2 separate regions of the Homo sapiens genome follow, and region 1 is linked to region 2. Evidence: chromatin contacts called from ENCODE Hi-C data. All regions are on one chromosome and are shown on one strand. The core of a region is the stretch at or near the end of the contact, and the rest is flanking DNA. Distances in the headings are between cores, read along the strand shown.

Region 1 (4,332 bases), core at 342-2,841, 2.9 Mb before region 2:
CAAGGCCCACACCTCTGGATCTCACACTAAGTAAAAAATGCCCCTTGATACTATAACTGTCTTACTAGATCTCTTAAGATATCAGATTACCAAACTCCCCAACTGGAAGTCCAACAGGCAAACCAAGTTTACTGTGGGAGCCCTGTATTCAGAAACACAAGATGTAGCATACTCTTTTACAGAGTTATCTTTTTTTCTTCTGGAAGTCTCATATACCAAATCCAGAGAAGAATGAACACTTGGAAAACTTAATTTTTACTAAAGCTGAACATATGTCTTATGACCCAATGATCCACTCCTGAGCATATACCCGATAGAAATGAGTACTTATACACTTAGTTCATAGCAGCTTTATCCATGATAGTCCCAACTGGAAAAAAAACAAATGTCCATCCACAGGTAAATGTATGAACAAATCATGATATAACCATAAAATGGAATACCATCCCACACTAAAAAGGAATGAAGCACTAGTACATGCAACAAATGGATGAACATTGCAGACAAAACATTGAGCAAAAGACCAGACACAAAAGTACACACTATATGACTCAATTTACATGAAGCCCAAAACAGGCACAATTATCCTATGGTAATAGAGGTCACAAGAGTGGTTATCTACAAGGAGTTACTGGCAGTACAAGTGGTATATGTAAGTAAAATTAATGGAGCTAAGATAATTAAAGGTTCAATGCGTAAGAAATTAAAGGTTCTAGTTAACTTGTCAACCTTAGATGGTAATGCAACATGATATAAAATATTTGTTCCACAGAACACAGTAGCAACCAAAAGTCAGGCAGAAACCGAGACAGCATTGTCCCTCTCGTGAGCATTGTCCTCTTCCCACTGCTGTTCTCCAGCCAGAACACGGCCACCTGGTTCCACCATGAATCTGGACCGTCAGTCCCTTTGGCATGAACAGCTGAGCTGTCTTCAGTCACTCTCTCCCTGATTTTCTCATCACACTGAGGACAATCAATTCTTCTGGAGGTCAAAGGAATTTGTCTTCCCCACTCTCCAAGAAATATTTCCCAATGGTCCTCAGACAAACATAAATTCAAGGGTAGTTTCTGCTCTCATTGTTTACCTGCTCCTAAAGGTCCAAATTCCTGACTCAATAATACAGCTGAAGCCAAACCACTTCTAACATTATAAGGAGACATTTTATCTTTGGTCACATCTCAAATCTCAAACTGGAAATTATTTGATAGAAACCCATAATAAAAGGAGGCAGCCTACACTAGAGGCTGTGTATCTAGAGTAGGTTGTATCATATATGTTCTACATTTTGCAAAACTTAAAAACTGAGAGCTTACAGAATGTTAGCATAAAAAAAATCCAGACCCACAGCACACGTTGTTTATGTTAAAGAACTGCCTGGCCAGGTACAGTGGCTCATGCTTGTAATCCCAGTACTTCGGGAGGCCAAGGCAGAAGGATCGCTTGAAGCTAAGGCAGCCTGGGCAACATAGCAAGACCTCACCTCTACAAAAAAATTTAAAAAAGAAAAGAAAATTAGCCAAGTGTGGCAGCACGCATGCTACTCAGGAAGCCAAAGCGGGAAGATGGCTTGAGTCCAGGAGTTCAAGGTTACAGTGAGCTATGATCAGGCCACTGCACTTCAGCCCAGGCAACAGAGATTCTATCTCTAAAAAAAGCACTTTTTTATTGTACCAAAACAACCAGAGGAACTGATGGACAACTTCTAAAATCCCGTGGTTCTGTATATGCATAAATGCTTTATCTCTGTAATCCTGGAGAGAGACAAAAAAAAGTGAGATCCTATATCCCTATTCTAATTAATATGCTTTTTTTTTCTTTTTCTTTTTCTTTTTTAATACTCTGTTGCCAGGCTGGAGTGCAGTAGTGCGATCTTGGCTCAATGCAACCTCCACTTCCCGGGTTCAAGCCATTCTCCTTCCTCAGCCTCCCGAGTAGCTGGGATTACAGGCGTCCACCAGCACGCCCAGCTAATTTTTGTATTTTTAATAGAGACGGGGTTTCACCATGTTGGCCAGGATGGTCTCGATCTCATGACCTCGCAATCCACCTGCCTCCACCTCCCAAAGTGCTGGGATTATAGGCGTAAGCCACCACACTCAGCCATTAATATGCATTTTAAGTGACATAAATCAACCTGCATCTATGTAACGGAAGATAGGATTTGCTAATAGTTCATCTGTATCAACATAAATTAGTAGACGGTGACATCTTTTAATCAACATAATCATGTTATCTAGTAACTAATTCTAGTCATTAAGGAGGAATGCAATAAGTGCTCTGAATAGTATGCTAAAGAGATACTTTTCGAAAATGTCAAGCCACTTAGTCCACATGTTCACAGTTATTTTCTCCTACTTCTTAAAAGAAAAAAAAGATTTTTAAAGTCACCTGAGTACCCACAGCATGGTCTTATTTAACATTCAAATGTGGATAATTTATACTGTGATGGAGCATCCTTGTCGGATGTTAGTACAAAATCCACTTCCTCTGGATAGACTATCCTCTCCTGTTGAATGTCCTGGAACTAGAGGAGACCCTAGAAATAATCCAGCTCCACGATTCCCAAACTGGGGTACATGTGCTTATGCTGGGGATTCCCCAGAACCTCAGGGAAAACAAGGTACATTTTCCTTAAGAGCACTTTTTGACTCAGACAGCAATATTTTTTTTTTTTTTTAGATGGGGTCTCGCTCTGTCACCTAGGCTAGAGTACAATGGTGCAATAATGGCTCACTGCAGCCTCAATCTCTTGGGCTCAAGAGATTCTCCCACCTCAGCCTCCCTAGTAGCTGGAACTACAGGTGCACATCACCACACCTGACTAATTTTTCTTTTGTCTTTTTTTTTTTTTTTTTTGTAACAATGAGGTCTCACTATGTTGCCCAGGCTGGTCTCGAACTCCTGGGCTCAAGTGATCCTCCCACCTCAGCATTCTAGGAAGGGCTATTCCCAGCTTCACCTGTTACATAGCAAGAACCTGTCTCTATTTAAGAAAAAAAAAGTGTTTAAGGAAGTCCAAACAGGCTGCCTACAGGCACACTGCCTATGAGTTAGCCCTGCTCTGCAAGGAACAGCACTGTAAAATAAAAATAATAAATTTTGAAAACAAAAAAATTAAGTCCAAACAAGGATTTCAAGAGCTCCCCTCCCACCCCATTCCACCCTGTTTCACCTCAGGTGCACTATTAACAATAATAATTAAATAAATTTCTCACTATAATGAATCATACTACACAGCCTTTCATAAAATGCCTATCATAGCCTTTAAGCAGCTCAACATCATTGGTATTCTGTGTAACTCAGGAGACATCCAGTTTTACACATATGCAATTATTTACTGTCTCTTCACTAAAATTTGCACTTTTCAACACTGCAAGTGGCCTCCACTTAGATACATCTAAGAAGACAAGTCAGAATAGGGAACATTTGTTTGAAAAGAAGGGGGGAAAAGGAGGTGAGAAGCCAGAAGACCCATTCATTCAACAGTGTATCTCTGTCTAACAACAGTGTATCTCTGTCCAAGAATAAAATAAAACCTAAGAACCCACATAAGCCCTTGGGTTCTATCTCCATCTTTTAAAAAGAACATCCTCTTGTCTTTCCCTACAAAAATCACAGTGCATGCCAAATATAGATGAGTTAAATAAATCTGAGTCCATTTTCTTTTGTTTTGTTTTGTTTTTGAGACAGAGTCTCACTCTGTCGCCCAGGCAGGAGTGCAATGGCACAATCTTGGCTCACTGCAACCTCCACCTCCTGGGTTCAAGCAATTCTCCTACCTCAGCCTCCCACGTCGCTGGGATTACACACGCATGCTGCCACGCCCGGCTACTTTTTTTGTGTTTTAGTAGAGACGGGGTTTCACCATGTTGCCCAGGCTGGTCTCGAACTCCTGAGCTCAGGCAATCCACCTGCCTTGGCCTCCCAAAGTGCTAGGATTACAGGTGTGAGCCACCGCAGCCAGTGGTCAGAGTCCATTTTCAAAACCAAGGGTCACAGAATCATATATGTGAAGAGGCTGGTCATGGTACTTTAAAGTTTATCAAACTTCCCGACCATACAGTATTAAGCTCTGGCATGCACAAAAGGCTTTACTGAATATCTGCAACTCTCAGTGAGTTTAAATGACTGTTCGCCCTCCAATGCCTTTCTTACTTGAGCCCCAAAGGGTAAAAAAAGAACTGTCCCTTGCAGAAAAACTGGCCACCTATCTGCTTACTCTCCTTGGCTCTCTTATGAGCTATATGGTGCTACAGAACAATCGCATCTATAAAAACTCCGACAGCTGACGGAGAGGAGAATGCCCAAGGTCTGTTCTCTACCTTGGGA
Region 2 (4,838 bases), core at 761-3,260:
AGGACCACCTTCTGAATGTCAGCCCATCTGCACCTGCATGGGTCTCACTCCTCTCCCTGTACCTGTACCATACCCACCTGTCCTCACACCTACCTCTTCCCCCTCCTTTGCCTGCATTACCAGTTCTCAGCTTCCAGGCCTGGAATTACTTCAAGAATCATGCAGCTATCTCTCCAACCACTCATTTTACAGAGAGGGAACCCGAGGTGCAGAGCAGGGATAGTCAGCGCTCTGAGGTCTCAAAAGTCAACTAGATATGGATTACGTAGGCCTCTGTGGATTCCCGTGGGAATCCAGCCGCTGAGTGTGAAACTGTTTTTATGGGACCATAACTAGGATACAAGAAGGCATCCAGGTGGAGCCAGAGTGTTAGGGCCCAGCTAGTGCCTGGGGTCACAAGACCAACACTGCCAAGTCCTTACCTTCTTTGAGGACTCCATAGGCTTTAAAGAACTTCAACACAGGGTCATTGCTGAATTTTTCCAGGCCCACAGCTGCAGCCTGCTGCACATGGTGGAAGTACTTTTCCTGGCTATAGTAAATGATCCCAGCCTGTATGAAGGAAGACATAACTGCAATAGCCCAGTCCCTTCTCTGTCTCTGTTCTGTCCCAGATGGGATGAGACCTGCTCCCTTCCCTATCCCCTGCTCCTCCTCAGTTCTGCAAAGGGAAGAGAAAGAGGAAACATTCAGGCCTCATCCTGTCCTCTAACAGCCCTGGGAGCAGCTCCATGCAGTTTTCCCAGGAAAGAGTTTGGAGGTGTTTGTTTGGGGGATTACCAACAGATTCTGGTTCAACTATGATGGGGAATTCAACCAAGGCTTTGTCTTAGGAAGGGAATAAGGGGGGAAAAATGAGGACAAATAATAAGAAAAATTATACGAATTGTAGTTACAAGTTATTGTGGGCTTCATATCCACTATCCTGTGCATGGTCCTCTCAGTATCTTTCACAGCTAAGGAAGCTTAAGCCCATGGAAACTACAGCTTGACAAAGGGGCTGAGATTTTAAAGTTAAGTTTCACTTCCTCTAAGGTTTGTGGGTGCTAGGTTGGGAGCAGATGTGGTTGGACTGTAAACATCCTCATGGGCCATATGAAAGAGCCCAGACACCATCCTAAGGGTAACAGAAAGCAGAATGGTTTTAAGGCGAGGGATGTTTTCAGATGTACATTTTTGCAACAACCACTCTGGCTGCTTTTGCATGTGGGGGGTGTGTGCCGTGGTGGCAGCAGGGACTACTGATGCTGAAAAGAGCCACAGCAGAGAAACCAGATGGGAGGGAGGCTGTTGCAGGCTCTCAGGGGGGAGAGATGGTGCTGGTTCTGGGCTAGAAGATAAAAAGATAAAAAGAAAACCCAGGAGACATCAAGGAGCTGGCATTTCTTGTAGACAGGATTAGAAGATGAGTATAGGGAAGAGGTATGAGTTAAGGCTAGGAGATTAAATGGTGAAGCCATCAACTGGGGTGGGAGGCGCAGGCGAGAGTGAGCTGGGTGGAAGAAGGGATGATGACAAGAAGGGATAATGATAGTGATTGGATGAGCTGGTTTGGGGTAGCTCAAGAAACGGGGATGCTAATTTGGGGCTCAGGGTGCGCAGAAGCCACCGGAGAAGACGCCCTTGCCAGGGGGAGTGGGGCAAGAAAAGGCAGGACCGCCTGATATAACTGAGGACAGCGAAGGGTGGCAGGAGAGTAGCAGGGCAGACGGTCTCTGGGTCAGGGGCGGGGAGTCACGAGGGAGCCCTCGGACAGCGCCCGGGCCACGCACCATAAGGGAGGAGTCATTGCTGCTCATCTCGGGCCGCTCGCGGCTCCGAGTCCGGGTCTGGTGGGGCGGTGCAGAGCGGGATTCCCGAGGCAGGGTCGTGGGCACTCTATCGCGGCGGGCGGTTGAAGGCGTTACAGTCCTTGGAAACCGAGCTGCTAGCCGGTTGCTAGGAGCGTCCAGTGTCTGGAGTGGGAGGAACAAAACGCCTCACGTCACAAGGCGCAGGAATCGAGCGCCGAGAGAGCGAGTCGGTGCTACTGGCGTCGGGTCGGTCCGGGTAGGCGCAGCGGGACTGGACCTGGGTGCCGAGCGGAGCCGCTGCCATGGGCCTGGGCGTCAGCGCTGAGCAGCCCGCAGGCGGCGCCGAGGGCTTCCACCTCCACGGGGTGAGTTGCCGCCGCGGCGCCGGTGACCTTGGCGAGGCGCCCGCAACCCCGCGCCCGGGCGTCCGGTCGCCGGCTGGCTGGCGACTGCGGCGGGGTCCCGGCCCGAGTGTTTCCGCCTGGGTGGCGGGAGGTGCCCCCTGCCCGGTGGGAGCCTCCTGGGAGAGGCGGCCTCGCGGGACTCCCGGACCCTGGCTAGTCCGCGGCCGCGGTCGGGCCCAGCGCCCGCCCCAAGTGCCAGCAGTGCCGGAAGCGGAGCGTTTTCCTGGTCCGGCCGCCGGGAATGGCGCTCCTCCCGGGTGAAGAATGCACCACTACCAGTCGGGACGCACTCGTGCACTTAGCACACATTTACGCTCGCCTGCCGCGGGCCGCTCTCCGTGCTGGGCCTGGGAAGAGAGTCAGCCACGCCGAGGACAGTCCCGGGGGCCGGGGTTAACCGAGTGGACGCAGCTGCGGGGGAGCCCGTCGGCGCGCGTCCTGCCAGTCGTAGGGTCGTAAGGGCTTCCGAGGGTAGAGGACCGGTGCAAACCAGCCACGGGATAGTGGGGAGCGGGAGGGCCGGGAGAGTGCTGCAGAATCCTCGAGGAGAGCGTTTGCAGCTGGGGAGGGTCCCAGCCTTTAGATGCCGCTACATGGAGGTCTGGGCGAGCAGGCTTCCGGAGAGTGGAGACGGAGTGGGGTTCCTAGAACGGAGTGTGCTGTGAGGGTGAGGAGAGGGTCCCGCAGCCGGATGGAGATTTGTGCCTGCGGTGAGGGAAGGGCTATAATGTAGGTGAGAGGGGCTGGGGGTCTCTGACCCCGGAGCGCTGCGGGGAAGAGGCGTCCCTGCACCCCCCCTTTCCCTAGTGAAAGGCAGCTGGATGCAGAGATGAGTGGAGACAGGCAAGCTTGTCGGTTTGTGTGTTTTGAAGGTAGGGTCTGTTGCCAGCTAACCACATGAGAGGGCTAAAAGTTTCTTAACGTGAAAACCAGGCTGGCTTGGAGAACCCAGAGTTGACAGGATTTGTGCTTGGGAATGGGCTTTCTTATGGTGAGACACCAAACAGCAAGCGTGGACAGTGGAATGCATCCAGCCAGGAGCGTCTTCCAACAGGTTTGATTAAAGGCAAAGGAACTCAGGATATTGGCAAGAGGAGGGGTGGGGCGATGATGGGAGCTTCGAAGACGGGAGGGGCCTGCCTGATGGAGAGGGACAAATTGGAGAGGGACCAGGGATCAGAGGTTGTCAGTCACAAAAACAAAGTTTTGAGCTCCTACTCTGGCAGGCAGAATTCTAAGGCTCTAGAGATAAAGCAGTGAACAGAACAAACATGGTCCCTGTTCTGGAGCTGACATTTGGATGATGGTAGGGAAAGAAGGGAAATGAAAAAATACATGGTAGGTGGTAATTACCAGTGATAAAAATAAAGCAGGTTAAGGGGATACAGAATGGTGAGTGGGTGCTATTTTTGATAGAGTGGTCAGGAAGGGCCTCTTCTCAAGTCACATTCGAACAGATGCTTCTGAAGGAAGTAAAGAGTGGACAATACAGATATTTAGGGGAATAGTAGTATTCCAGGCAGAAGGACCAGCTTGTGCAGAGGCCCCGAGGTAGGTTGTGCTTGTGTGTTTGAGGAAATGCCAGGTGAGGCTGGTGTGCTTGGATGGTGTGGCCAGTGTGAGGAGGAGACCAGAGCAGACCGTGTAGGACCTTGCCTGTTGTCCTGAAGATTTAAGATTTTATTCTGAGATGTAAAACCATCAGGAGGTTTTAAATGGAGGAGTGACATGACCTACTTACCTTTAACAACACTGAAGAACAGCTGTGCTGCATTCTAGAAATATTGGCACCTCGCTGCGTGCCCAATACTTTGGAGAAGTCGCTGCCCTCAGCGAGCTTAGAGTAGTGGCAGATTCACCAGGAAACAGCTGTTAGGAGAGGGCAGTGGTTAGGGGGAGGGCTCTGGGTTGGATTTCCTGGGGTCAAATTACTGAATTATTGAGTACTTGGTCTCATTTGTCATTTGAGGTTATTAAAAAGGTTAAATGACACATAAAGCAGGTGAGGTGGTGCCATGCCCTGGCACTCAGCCAACCAGCCCTTAGTAAGTGTAAGTTGTGATCACTGTGAGTTCCATTAGGTTCCCTGATTGGGAAAAATAGGGTGGGAGCATGAGGAAAAGCAGCACTATAGGGCCTTGGGGCAGGCTGTGATGGGAGCCCCTGAGGGAGCTGGATGGCAGGCAGTGGTTTCTGCAGGGGGAGCCGTACAGTGGGCAGCAGCATAGATTATTTCAGCTGCGGAGCCATAGTGAGTAGTGATGAGGCCCCAGGTGAGAGAAGTGGAGTGTAGCCAAGCAGAGGACAAAGCCACAGGAGAGGGTGGTGGAGGTATTGGGTGGGTCAAGGAGGCCAGGCCTGGGGCCTGACCCTCTGGACCTCATTCATGATGGAGAGCAGCTGACATGCAATACTGGGGAGTGGGGAGGGAAGTAGGCAGGCACCTGACGTGGAGTGATTTGGAGGTGGCCCTGATTAGGGAGGGGCATTGTCCCCAAGCTATTCCTGAATAACTGTCCTGTCCTGTGGTTTTCGAAAGATCCCCTCACCTGAAGGGTTAGAGGGCAGGGCCCAGAGCTCCCCTGCAGCGGGGCCTGGGAGCAGCTTGCCTACTGGGCCAGGCCAACTAGGCCCAGATCTG

Evidence for each region. Hi-C counts contacts between places; a loop is a spot of excess contacts on that map. Pooled maps may share reads with other maps.
Region 1: a pooled map shows a loop between it and region 2 (2.3-fold over the local background). The contact joins the enhancer-like site here to the promoter of GORASP1 in region 2. A Hi-C loop is called at or near these places in 2 of 50 pooled maps.

What each region holds. Positions count from the first base shown.
Region 1 is chr3:42,016,615-42,020,946 of GRCh38, reverse strand. It overlaps a transcript of TRAK1 not described here. Among named protein-coding and RNA genes, the nearest start is that of ULK4, 57 kb to the right of the region's middle. Within about 2 kb of position 1,591, at least 6 of the 41 ENCODE cell types and tissues checked have a DNase peak (open chromatin) inside an H3K27ac peak, as active enhancers do.
Region 2 is chr3:39,104,799-39,109,636 of GRCh38, reverse strand. GORASP1 (golgi reassembly stacking protein 1) reads left to right here and starts at 2,010. Exons shown (of 9, transcript NM_031899.4): 1 at 2,010-2,158. The coding sequence starts at 2,096. It overlaps TTC21A (tetratricopeptide repeat domain 21A), which reads right to left and starts at 1,957. Exons shown (of 29, transcript NM_001366900.1): 1 at 1,773-1,957; 2 at 423-552. The coding sequence starts at 1,799. RefSeq lists a silencer at 2,061-2,380.